Regions from separate parts of the Homo sapiens genome. Here region 1 is linked to region 2. The links are chromatin contacts, found by Hi-C in ENCODE. All regions are on one chromosome and are shown on one strand. Each heading gives the region's core, a stretch centred on a gene start or an enhancer-like site at or near the end of the contact. The rest is flanking DNA. Distances are from core to core; before and after follow the strand shown.

The links. Hi-C counts contacts between places; a loop is a spot of excess contacts on that map. Pooled maps may share reads with other maps.
Region 1: a loop to region 2 is called in a map with no recorded cell type, with 11 times the contacts of the local background. The contact joins the enhancer-like site here to the promoter of LINC02090 in region 2. A Hi-C loop is called at or near these places in 8 of 37 single-sample maps with no recorded cell type and 5 of 50 pooled maps.

What each region holds. Positions count from the first base shown.
Region 1 is chr17:18,920,527-18,926,150 of GRCh38, reverse strand. PRPSAP2 (phosphoribosyl pyrophosphate synthetase associated protein 2) reads right to left here. Exons shown (of 12, transcript NM_002767.4): 10 at 2,167-2,237. Among named protein-coding and RNA genes, the nearest start is that of SLC5A10, 29 kb to the left of the region's middle. RefSeq lists an enhancer at 3,876-3,955. Within about 2 kb of position 3,955, at least 7 of the 41 ENCODE cell types and tissues checked have a DNase peak (open chromatin) inside an H3K27ac peak, as active enhancers do.
Region 2 is chr17:16,984,585-16,990,251 of GRCh38, reverse strand. It overlaps LINC02090 (long intergenic non-protein coding RNA 2090), which reads right to left and starts at 1,923. Exons shown (of 3, transcript NR_146886.1): 1 at 1,729-1,923; 2 at 1,202-1,337; 3 at 76-143. RefSeq lists enhancers at 1,581-1,800, 2,433-3,263.

The DNA.
Region 1 (5,624 bases), core at 2,706-5,205, 1.9 Mb before region 2:
TGGACAGCTATTACCCTGGAGGGTGACGTGAGAGATTTTCTTATTTTTTTTTTGAGACAGAGTCTTGCTCAGTCGCCTGGGCTGGAGTGCAGTGGCACGATCTCGGCTCACTGCAAGCTCCGCCTCTCATGCCATCTCCTGCCTCAGCCTCCCGAGTAGCTGGGACTACAGGAGCCCACCACTACGCCCGGCTAATTTTTTGTATTTTTAGTAGAGACAAGGTTTCACCGTGTTAGCCAGGATGGTCTCGATCTCCTGACCTACACCCGTCTCGGCCTCCCAAAGTGCTGGGATTACAGAAGTGAGCCACCGTGCCCGGCCCCAGAGAGATTTTCTAACCTGAAAAGGGTGCGTACAAAATTATCAAGCACTGGGGATAATGTGGGGCACCCACTATGGAACTTGGGAAATGGGTGTGACCACTTTGGAAACAATTTGGCAGCACCTTGTAAAGTTAAAAATGTGCATACCTTCAGACCCAACAACCCCACTCCCAGGCACCTTGAAACTCTCACACTTTTGCACCAGAAAATAGGCACGAGGATGTTCAAAGCAGTACCATTGCCTCAATCAGTTGTGTAGCAGTTATACCAAAGACACAACACATAGCAGTGAAAAAGAATGAAGTACAACTTCCTGCCACTACACAGGTAAATTTCAATAACAGTGTTGAGCAAGAAAGTCCCAAAGTACACAAAGACATCATTTACATAAACATCAAAGACAAGAAAAAAAGGCAGCATTTAAGGCCACAAGCCCTCATGGCTGACTACAGGATCAAGATGGGCAGCTTTCACATCAGTGACAACCTCTGAGGCAAAGAGACCAGGGTAAGCCCAGAGGAGGCCTCTAGGTACCTGGTGATGATCTATGCCTCAAGTGAGCTAGCGGGTACCCAGTGTTCATTCTATTCTTTAAAATATACAGGCATGAAGTGCACTCTTTTTGTGCACTGGTCTTATGATGTGTGAAAGGATGCATGTTTCAAACAGTTATAATCAACTTTGTAGTTTACTTTTTTTTTTTCTTTTGAGATGGAATCTCACTCTTTCGCCCAGGCTAGAGTGCAGTGGCACAATCTTGGCTCACTGCAACCTCCGCCTCCCAGATTCAAGCGATTCTCCAAGATCAGCCTCCCAAGTAGCTGGGATTACAGGTGTGCGCCAACATGTCCAGCTAATTTTTGTATTTTCAGTAGAGATGGGGTTTCACCATGTTGGCCAGGCTGGTCTTCAACTCCTGACCTCAGGTGATCTGCCTGCCTTGGCCTCCCAAAGTGCTGGGATTATAGGCATGAGCCACTGTGCCCAGCTTGTACTTTACTTTGATCACAGAACAATATCTCATGTTATGACAGGATGACTTTTTTTTTTTTTTTTTTTGAGACACAGCCTCACCCTGTCACCCAGGCTGGAGTGCAGTGGCATGATCTCGGCTCACTGCAACCTCTGAGCCCCAGGCTCAAGTGATCCTCCCGCCTCAGCCTCTCAAGTAGCTGGGACTGCAGGTATGTGCCACCAAGTTCAGCTAATTTTTGTATTTTTTGTAGAGACAGGGTTTCACCATGTTGTCCAAGCTGGTCTTGAACTCCTGAGCCCAAGCGATTGGCCTGCCTTGGCGTCCCAAAGTGCTGGGATTACAGGCATGAGCCAACGCGCCCAGCCAGTAGTGAGCAATTTTAAAATAAACAATAGCATTTTCCAATTTCTGGGCCAAAGCAAACATTTAGCACAAGGCACAAATTTAATAAGAATTATCTGGCCATACTACTATCCTTAGGCCTTTATATGCCCAGAATTAACAAATAAATTGGCCAGGTGCAGTGGCTCACGCCTGTAATCCCAACACTTTGGGAGGCCGAGGCAGGTGGATCACTTAAGTTCAGGAGCTTGAGACCAGCCTGGCCAACATGGTGAAACCCCATCTCTACTAAAAATACAAAAATTAGCCAGGCGTGGTAGCAGGCACCTGTAATTCCAGCTACTTGGGAGGCTGAGGCAGGAGAATCGTTTGAACCTGGGAGGCAGAAGTTGCAGTGAGCCGAGATTGTGCCACTGCACTCCAGCCTGGGCGACAGTGAGTCTCTGTAATAAAATCAATCAATCAATCAATCAACAGAATAACAATGGCAAATACTAGAATTAATAATAAAAGAGGTCTACATACCACGATGATGGCAATCCTTCCTCCAACATCACCCACAACCGTGATTGGGGGCTTTTCTTTAGGAATCAGCACTGGTTGGAATAAAACACACACACCAAAATTTTTATATTAAAAAGTAAAACAAAACTTTAAAGAAGTTAATATCTCAAGATAAAAACATTCAACCAACTAGGAATACAAGGGAATTTCCTCAATCTGATTAAGGGCAACTACAAAAACCCACAGCTAACTTGATACTTTATGGCCGAAGGCCAAAAGCTTTCCCCTAAGATCAGCAACAAGACAAGGATGCCCACTGCACCACTGCCATTCACCATCATACTGGATACTCTAGCAAGGGTAATTAGACAAGAAAACGAAATGAAAGGCATCCAGATCAGAAAGGAAAAGTAAAACTATCTCTATTAGCAGATGACATGTTCCTACATATTGAAAATACCCAAGAATCCACAAATCCACCTACCAAAGCTAATAATATATGAATTCAGCCAAGTTGCCAAGTACAAAATCAACACACAAAATCAGCTGCTACACAGCAGCACTGAACAATCAAAAGAGGGAATTGAGAAAGCAATTCCACGCCAGGCGTGGTGGCTCACGCCTGTAATCCCAGCCCTTTGGGAGGCTGAGGCGGGCGGATCACGAGGTCAGGAGATCGGGACCTTCCTGGCTAACATGGTGAAACCCTGTCTCTACTAAAAATACAAAAAAAAAAAAAAAAAAAAAAATTAGCCAAGTGTGCTAGTGGGCGCCTGTAGTCCCAGCTACTTGGGAGGCTGAGGCAGGAGAATGGCGTGAACCTGAGATGTGGAGCTTGCAGTGAGCCGAGATCATGCCACTGCACTCTAGCCTGGGTGACAGAGCGAGACTCTGTCTCAAAAAATAAATAAATAAAAATAAATAAATAGATAAAAATAAAAAAGTAAAAAAAACCCCTACAGAATGGCAGAAAATATTTGCATATCATGTATCTGGTAAGAGTCTAGTATCCAAAATATATAAAGTAGGCTGGGCATGGTGGCTCATGCCTGTAATCCCAGTACTTTGGGAGGCCGAGGTGGACAGATTGCCTGCCTGAGTTCAGGAGTTTGAGACCAGCCTGAGCAACATGGCGAAACCCTGTCTCTATAAAAAAATACAAAAATTAGCAGGGCGTGGTGGTGCATGACAGTAGTCACAGCTACTTAGGGGGCTGAGGTGAGAGGATCACTTGGGCCCGGGAGGTCAAGGCTCCAGTGAGCCACGATTGCACCACTGCACTCCAGCCTGGGTGAGAGAGTGAGGCCCTGTCGCAAAAAAAAAAAAAAAAAAAAAAATTATATATATATATATGCGCCATATGCCAAAATATATAAAGAACTTTTATAATTCAACAAAAAAAGACAAACCTAGTTCAAAAATGGGCAAAGGATTTCAACAGATATTTCTCCAAAGAAGATATACAAATGAAGTCATTAGCCATTAGGGAAATGTTTATCAAAATCACAATGAGATGCCACTTTATGCCCACTGGGCTGGCTACAATAAAAAGTAGAAAATAAGTGTTGATGAGGATGTGGAGAAACTGAAATCTTTGTACATTACTGGTAGGAATATAAAATGGTGCAGCTGCTGTGAAAAAAGAGTCTGGCAGTTCCTCAAAAAGTTAAACATACACCAAGTGACGCAGCAATTCCGATACCAGGTATAGACCATGAGAAATGAATCATCTATCCACACAGAAAACTCATACATGAATATACAGAGCAGCATAGCCAAAAGTGGAAACAACCCAAATTCCTTTCAAATGCTGACAATGAAATATTATCCAGCCACCAAAAGCAATGAAGTACTGACAAGTGCTATCACATGGATGAACCTCAAAAACATGCTCAAAGAAAGAAGCCAGATACAAAAGCCCACATATTATATGATTCCGTTTATATGAAGTGTCCAGATTAGGCAAACATCCACAGAAACAGAAAAGAGGTAAGTGGTTGCCAGGGGCTGGGGGATGGGGGCATGGTGAAACTACTTAATGGGTGCAGGGTGTTCTTCCGGGGTAATGAGAAGTTTTGAAACTAGAAAGAAATGGTAACTGCACAAAACTGTGAATATACTGAAAGCCAGTAAATTTTATACTTTAAAATGGTTAATTCTATGTTATGTGACTTTGACTTCAATTTTCTTTTAAGGCAATGTCACAAAAAGAAAAAGTTAAAATACTGTTCTAGATTGGGACTTTTCAACTGCTGAGATCTTGGGCCAGACACGTTTATGCTGCAAGGGACCACCCTACGTACTGTGAGAAGTTTAGCAGCATGTTTGGCCTCTACTCACTAGATGCCAGTAGCCACCCCCTTGATTCTGACAATCAAAACTATCTCCAGACATTTCCAAATGACCTCTAGGAGACAATATCCACTCCCTAATTGAGAACCACTGCTCTAGATTGAAAGAGATGAAAGACATATGACAACCAGAGGCAATGTGTGACCCCAGGTGAGCATCAGGAGAGGGCAAAAAAGTGTAACAAAACAAAGCAAAGCAAGATAAATTCCAGAACTGAAGTGACTTTTTACATTTTCAACAGTCCTACTCCCAGGACACTTGACCTCAATGCCGGTGAAAAAGTATAATGAATCACCCTCTAGGAAATCAATTTGACAAAAAGCCTTATATTCATACCTTCTGACTCATTAATCTCACTTTTAGAAGCTTGAAATGAAATAAGCCAAAGTATGGGAAAAGTGTTTTATCCACATATATTTCCTGCCACATTATAAGGGCAAAGAACAGAAGAAAACATAAAAACCCCAAATTAGGCTGTGGTTGGGCAGTCTAAGCCACATTCATACGATGGGTTATTAGCCATAAAAATGCTGTTTACAAGAGGCTGAGGTGGACAAATCGCTTGAGCCTGGGAGGTCAAGGTTGCAGTGAGCCGTGATTGTCACTGCACTCCAGCCTGGGTGACAAAGTGAGACCCAGTCTCAAAGAAAAAAAAAAGAAATTGCTGTTTCCTGTCAAAGTTTCTGGTGACCTGAGATGACACGTCGGGCAGCTGGGAGAAGGAGGCAGCAACATGCACAATTATGTATGAAGCATGCATCGCAGCTTTATGAAAATAAGGGTGAAAAACCAAAAAGAGGCTCACCAAATTAAAGTGGTGTGTCTTTGAATAGTGGCATCAAGCACTAATTATTATTTTCTTCTAACTTTTATGGATAATATTTTCAAATATTATATATAGTGCTTATATTCTGAAAAAGTATTTTCATTGTTTTTTAGTAGGCATATTTTCATCTATAAGAAATCAGAGGATACAAAATAATTTTTAAAATCTAATACTAAATAACAAAATCTTTATATTCGAGATGCTACAGGAAGAATGCTTTCTTTTCCCTTCATATATTATTTGCTAGTACCTTAAAAAAGTATTCTATGTAGGGTGTCCAATCATCAAATGTATAAAAACA
Region 2 (5,667 bases), core at 674-3,173:
GCTCCATCACCATGGCCAGTTTTGGCTCAGTGCCTGTGATGGAACTTTCTGGGATGGTTGGAGGCGGTCTGCATCCATGCTGTCCAGAAGGCAGCCACAAAGCACAAGTGCACTGCTGAGCACCTGAAATGTACCTGATGGGGCTGAGAAGCAAGATTTTAAGTTTAAATCTCCACAAGACACTAGCAGCCACTTGTAGCATGCGAGCTGCATGAACGGATTCTGCCGCATGGCTCCTCCTTGGCTTTAGCCAGGTAGCACTCAGGTCAGCGCTACCCATCAGGGCCTTGCCTCATTGACTTCTGCCATGCCCAAAACCAGCTGTTTGGTCTGGGCCACACAGAGGCCCCACGGCTGACTCACCACACCCCTCATCCTGAGTGAGCGGTCAGCAGATCTTTCCTTTCCACTGAGAACGTGAGTTTCAGCGTGCACAGGAGTCTTGGTCTTGGCTGCCCAGTTAGTCACGTGGCCGCCCTAAACATCTGCTCCTCCTGTGCCAGGAGTGGAAGGAGCAGCTCAAAACCAAGCCCCATGCCACAGCAGGTGGGCCCACCTGAGATTAGCACCTCCCTTTCCACCAGGAGCCAAGAATACCCAGGTTGCTCATTTGAACCCATATGGTGAAGTTTCTCTCTCTCTCTTACTCTCTCGCTCTCGCTCTTGCTCTCTCTCTCTCTGTAATTTATTCTGTAATTTCGGTTTTCAAAAACAAAACCCTTCCATAGTACAAAGTTCTCAGACTGGGTGCTGTCTCCAGTGAGTTCCTTGTAAAACAAATACGTGTTGCTTGTGGTTGTACAAGTTGCACAGCTACGCCAGGAGGAAGTAGACAGCTGTGAACGAGCTGGGGCCACACCTGCTTTGTGGTGGGGCTGTCCCTTGCATCCTAGGATGGTTGGGAACATCCCTGGCCTCTACCCCCAGATGCCAGTAGCAATCCCTCCCACCCCCATCATTGAGACACCCCAGATGTCCCCAGCATGGCCACATGTCTCCTGACAGTGAAGGCAGAAGCACTTTGGTTGAGAACCGCTGGTGCAGAGCAGAAATGGCCTGATGAGAAGAGGGATGAGAGGCTGAGGTGCCTGCAGTCTCCCCTCTGTGTGTCTCCAATCCACTTTTGTGTTTTACATATGTAGGGAGGCATTATGAACAATGTCTAGTGCTATGTTGGGGTCCGTGTTTAAAATGTACTTACGTGCAGCTGTGCTCTGCCCTGCCTGTCCGCGCTCGTTGCTGTGTGGCTTGTGTCTTTGACCTGTTCTGTGATGCTCCATTACAAGAGCACATTGCATCACATTCATCCCTTTCCCGGTTACTATATCAGGCAGGACCTGGGCAGGAAACAGTGGTGCGGTCAACATGAAAAAGAGCTGAATGGACAGACTTTAGCAAAGCGTAGGCAGGGCTGACAAAAACAGTGCCACGTTGTCTTCCTGGGGTTCATGGTTTCAGATGCTGCTGCAGGGACTGTCTCTGCTCATGGCTCCTAGTGTCCATGTGCAGAAGCATCTCCAAAGGCCCTTGCAAGGGGACTCACTGGGGCCAGGTTATCCACAAACACCGTGATACTCAAAATCTAGTTTTACCCTAAGGAGGTAGGGGATGACTCTTTGGATCTAGAAGTGAAGGCACCTCCTAAGGGAATTTATCCTGAGTCACCTCCTCCTGGCAACTCACCCAAGGACTCCCCATGGGGCTTCCTCACACAGAGATATCCCCTACCATAGGAAAAAGACTCCTGGGTCCGGCCTCAGCTCCCTCTCGTTGGCTGTGCCTGTGTTTCTCACTCATCTGGCCAACCCACAGAAGTGGGTGGAGCCGGGTCTGTGCTGGGCTCTGGGGAGCATCTGACGAGTCACTGCAGAAGCAGCACTTTCTGCAGGAAGAACAGAAGTGTCTGCCTGTCTCTCACTTCCTTTTTGGGGCCTGGGAGGGTTGGCCTGTGAGTGGCCAGCTGCTATTTATGGGGCTCGACTGCTCTGTGTGAAACCCCAGTCTCTCTCGAGAGGGAAGAGTAGTGGGAAAGGGTGGTGCCAGGTGACATTGCCCCTGGTCTGGGGTACAATCAGCCCAGGTGCAGCGGTCACAACGTCAGAGTAGGGGGTGTAGCTCAGGGGTAGAGCATTTGACTGCACAACGTCAGAGTGAAACCCATCTAGGTCAGGATGGACGTGATGGGTTTCCTAACAAATCAACTCTGTGTTCCTTGTATTTGTAGACGCTCAGTGTATAGAGTGGGCTTTTAGTTGGGTGACCACATTCCAACCCCCCTGATTTGGACAGAAGGGGAAACTGAGGCCCACAGAGGCTAAGTGCCTAGTCTGAGGTCACATGCTGAGCTTGGGACATCAAGAGGACTAGAGTCCATAGTCTGGACTCTCATTCTAGTGCTCTGCCTTTTCATGGGGGTGGCAGGGTCACCCGTTTGGCGCAAAATTAAGCTGAGTTTCAAAGGCCACTGAGCATCTTCCCCAGCCCCAGCCATTCTCAGGGTCCTGGGAGGAGGACAACTGTCTCCTGTATTGTCTTGAACCCCTGGTGGATGGGCGGGGCAGGGGGTAGGAAGGGGCAGAGAAGGGGCTGTCCAGATGTGACACATCTGGAGTCTCCACATCTGCCCCAGGGGTGATGAACAGAGCTGCCCTCTCCCGCCTGTTCATGGTGGCCTTCGGTCATCTTTAGTTTTGTACCACCCGGGTTGCTTTTGGGTGTGCCTTGTGACCTGTTCTCGCTGGAATGAAATGGCCTGTGCATTCCTCCCTTCCTCCTCCTCCCTCTCCACCTCCCTCCCTCCCTCCTCCCCCATACGTGTACTGAGCCCATACTCTGTGCCCCTTGCCTTTGAGATGAATGGCCGGGGCTGTCCTAACTGAGGAGGCAAGATTTGGGCAAGCTTCCTGGGAGGCAAGCAGTCACCCAAGCACACATCTGGGCAGAGAGCATTCCAGGCAGCGGAACAGCACAGAGGGGAAGTTGTCAGCATTGGCCTGGTGTGAGCAGGGGAGAGTGGCAGAGGGCTCAGGGAGAGAAGGCCCAGGTTCAAGGCCCAGGGCCATTATAAAGATCCAGTGTTTAGTCAGAGCAGCTGGGGAGTGGCAGAGGTTCCTGGGCAGTGGAGGGCTCAGCTGTGGCTCAGGTGCTAACAGAGTACATGGCACCTGGGGGTGGGGGGGCCTCTGAGAAGGGGCTGGTAGGGGGTGGCTTGAAGCAGGCCTGAAGGTGGTAAGTGCTCAGATGATTTTGGTCATATTTTGAACGTAAAGCCAACAGTGTTTGCTAATGGATTGGTGGAAGGGAAGGAGACAGGGAGAGAAAGAGAAGTCAAGGATGACTCCGGGTACTTAGGGCCTGTCTTAGTTTTAGACCCAACCTCACAATTCTGGTGGGCATTGCCCTAATGGGGGCTATCCCTCTGTGGCATTCTTTGAATTCAAGGGGAGGCAGCCATACCCCCAAAGCTCTTGCACTCTGTGTGCCTGCAGAATTAGCAACACATGCATGCTGCCAAGGCTCACAGCTTGCACCCTTTGGAGCAGCAGCCCAAGCCACACCTGGGCCCATTTGAGCCACAGCTGGGGTGGCCAAGGAGCATCGTGCCAAAACACAAGGAGTAGAGACCCAAGGCAGCCAGCCCCTGGCCCATCCCCCCAAATCATTCTGCCCTCAAGCTCCAAGGGCCCTGGGCTTATGATGAGATGAGTCATCCAGATCTCTCAAATCCCTTCAGAGTCTTTCTCCCACTGTCTTGATGAACAGCACCTGGCTTCTTTCTAGCCATACTCATCTCCTTATCACATGGGCTCTTGGCCATACCCTTGGTATTTTCTCCTTAACACACCTTTTTATTCTTTATGCGGCCAGGCTGAGAATTTTCCAAATCTTTGTGTTCTGCTTCGCTTGTGGTTATACATTCCGTCTTTAAATCATTTGTCCTCTCGCATTTTACTATGAGCAGCTAAGAGAGGATGTACAGCATCCTGCACACTTTGCTGCTTAGAGGTTTTTTCTGCCACATATCTAGTTCATTAATTTTTCAATTTTTTTTTTGTTTTTTTGATACAGGGTCTCACTCTGTCACCCAGGCTGGAGTGCAGTGGCACGATCATAGCTCACTATAGCCTTGAACCCTTGTGTTCAAGTGATCCTCCTGCCTCAGCCTCCTGAGTAGCTGGGTCTACAGACATATGCCACCATGCCTGCTAATTTTTTAAAAATTTTGTAGAGACAGGGTCTTCTTATGTTGCCCAGGTTGGCCTTGAACTCCTAGCCTCAAATGATCCTCCTGTCATGGCCTCCCAAAGTGCTAGGATTACAGGCATGAGCCACTGTGCCTAGTCATAGTTCATCACTCTTAAGTTCTGCCTTCCATGAAGTCCTAGCACATGGACATAATTCAGCCCAGTTCTTTTCCACTCTGGAACAAGTATCACTTTCCCTCCTGTTTTTAATACCCTGTTCCTCATTTCCATCTGAGACCTCATCAGAATGGCCTGTACTGTCCATATTTCTACCAGCATTCTCTTCATGAACACTCAAGTAATCTCTAAGGAGATTCCAGCTTTCCCTACAGCTGTCCTCTTCTGAGCCCTCACTAGGATCACCCTCAATGGGCTGTTCATGGCAATACAGGCTCTTCCTGGCATGCACTTCCATCCTGTCCCAGCCTCTGCCCATTACTCAGTTCCAAAGCTGCTTTCACGTTTTTAGGCGTTTGTTACAGCAGCCACATTCTGGGTACCAATATTTGCCTTGGTCCATTTTGTGCTGCTGTAACAGAATTCCCGAGATTGGGTAATTTACATAGAATAGGAATCTATTTCTTACTGTTCTAAAGGCTGGAAGTCCAAGATCAAGGTGCCAACATTTGGTGTGGACCATCTTGCTGGATCCTCACATGACAGAAGGTGGAAAGACAAAAAGGGATGAACTGAGCCCTCACATGGTGGAAGAGCAGGAGAATGGAGAGCCCATTCCCACAAGCCTCTTTATAGCAGCATTAATCCATTCCTGAGGGTGGAGCCCTCCTGACCTGACACCTCCCCAAAGACCACACCTCCTAACACTGTTGCATTGGGGTTTAGGTTTCCAACACATGAATTTTGGGGGACACATTCAGACCACAGCAGGGCCTGGGCCACCAGAAGAATGGATGCCAGCCTCTGAGACCAGGATGGCTGAGACACAGCAGGTCGTGGAGCTGAAGTAGACGCTTACTTTGGTGAAGCTGTGCTAAGACTGAGATGCCCGCTAGGAATCCTAGAGGAGACACAGAGGAGGCCAATGGATCCTCAGTTCTGAAGCCCAGGAGGCCCAGACTGCAGATAGGGATTTGGGTGCTGTCACTGAACACAGGCCAAGTGTATTAGGGTTCTCCTGAGAAACAGAACCAGTTGTGTGTGTGTGTGCATGTGTGTGTGATAGAGAGAGAGAGAGAGGAATTGGCTCAGGTGACTGTGGGGCTTGTGGATCTGAAATCTGCAGGACAGACCATCAGGCTGGCCACCCAGGAAAGAGCTGATATCGCAGCTCAAGCCTGAAAGTGTTCTGGAGACAAAATTCCCTCTTCCCCGGGGGAACCATAGGCCTTTTCTTGTAAAACCTTTTAATGGCTGGATGAGATCCACCCACATTTCGGGGCAATCTGCTTTTCTTTTCTTTTCT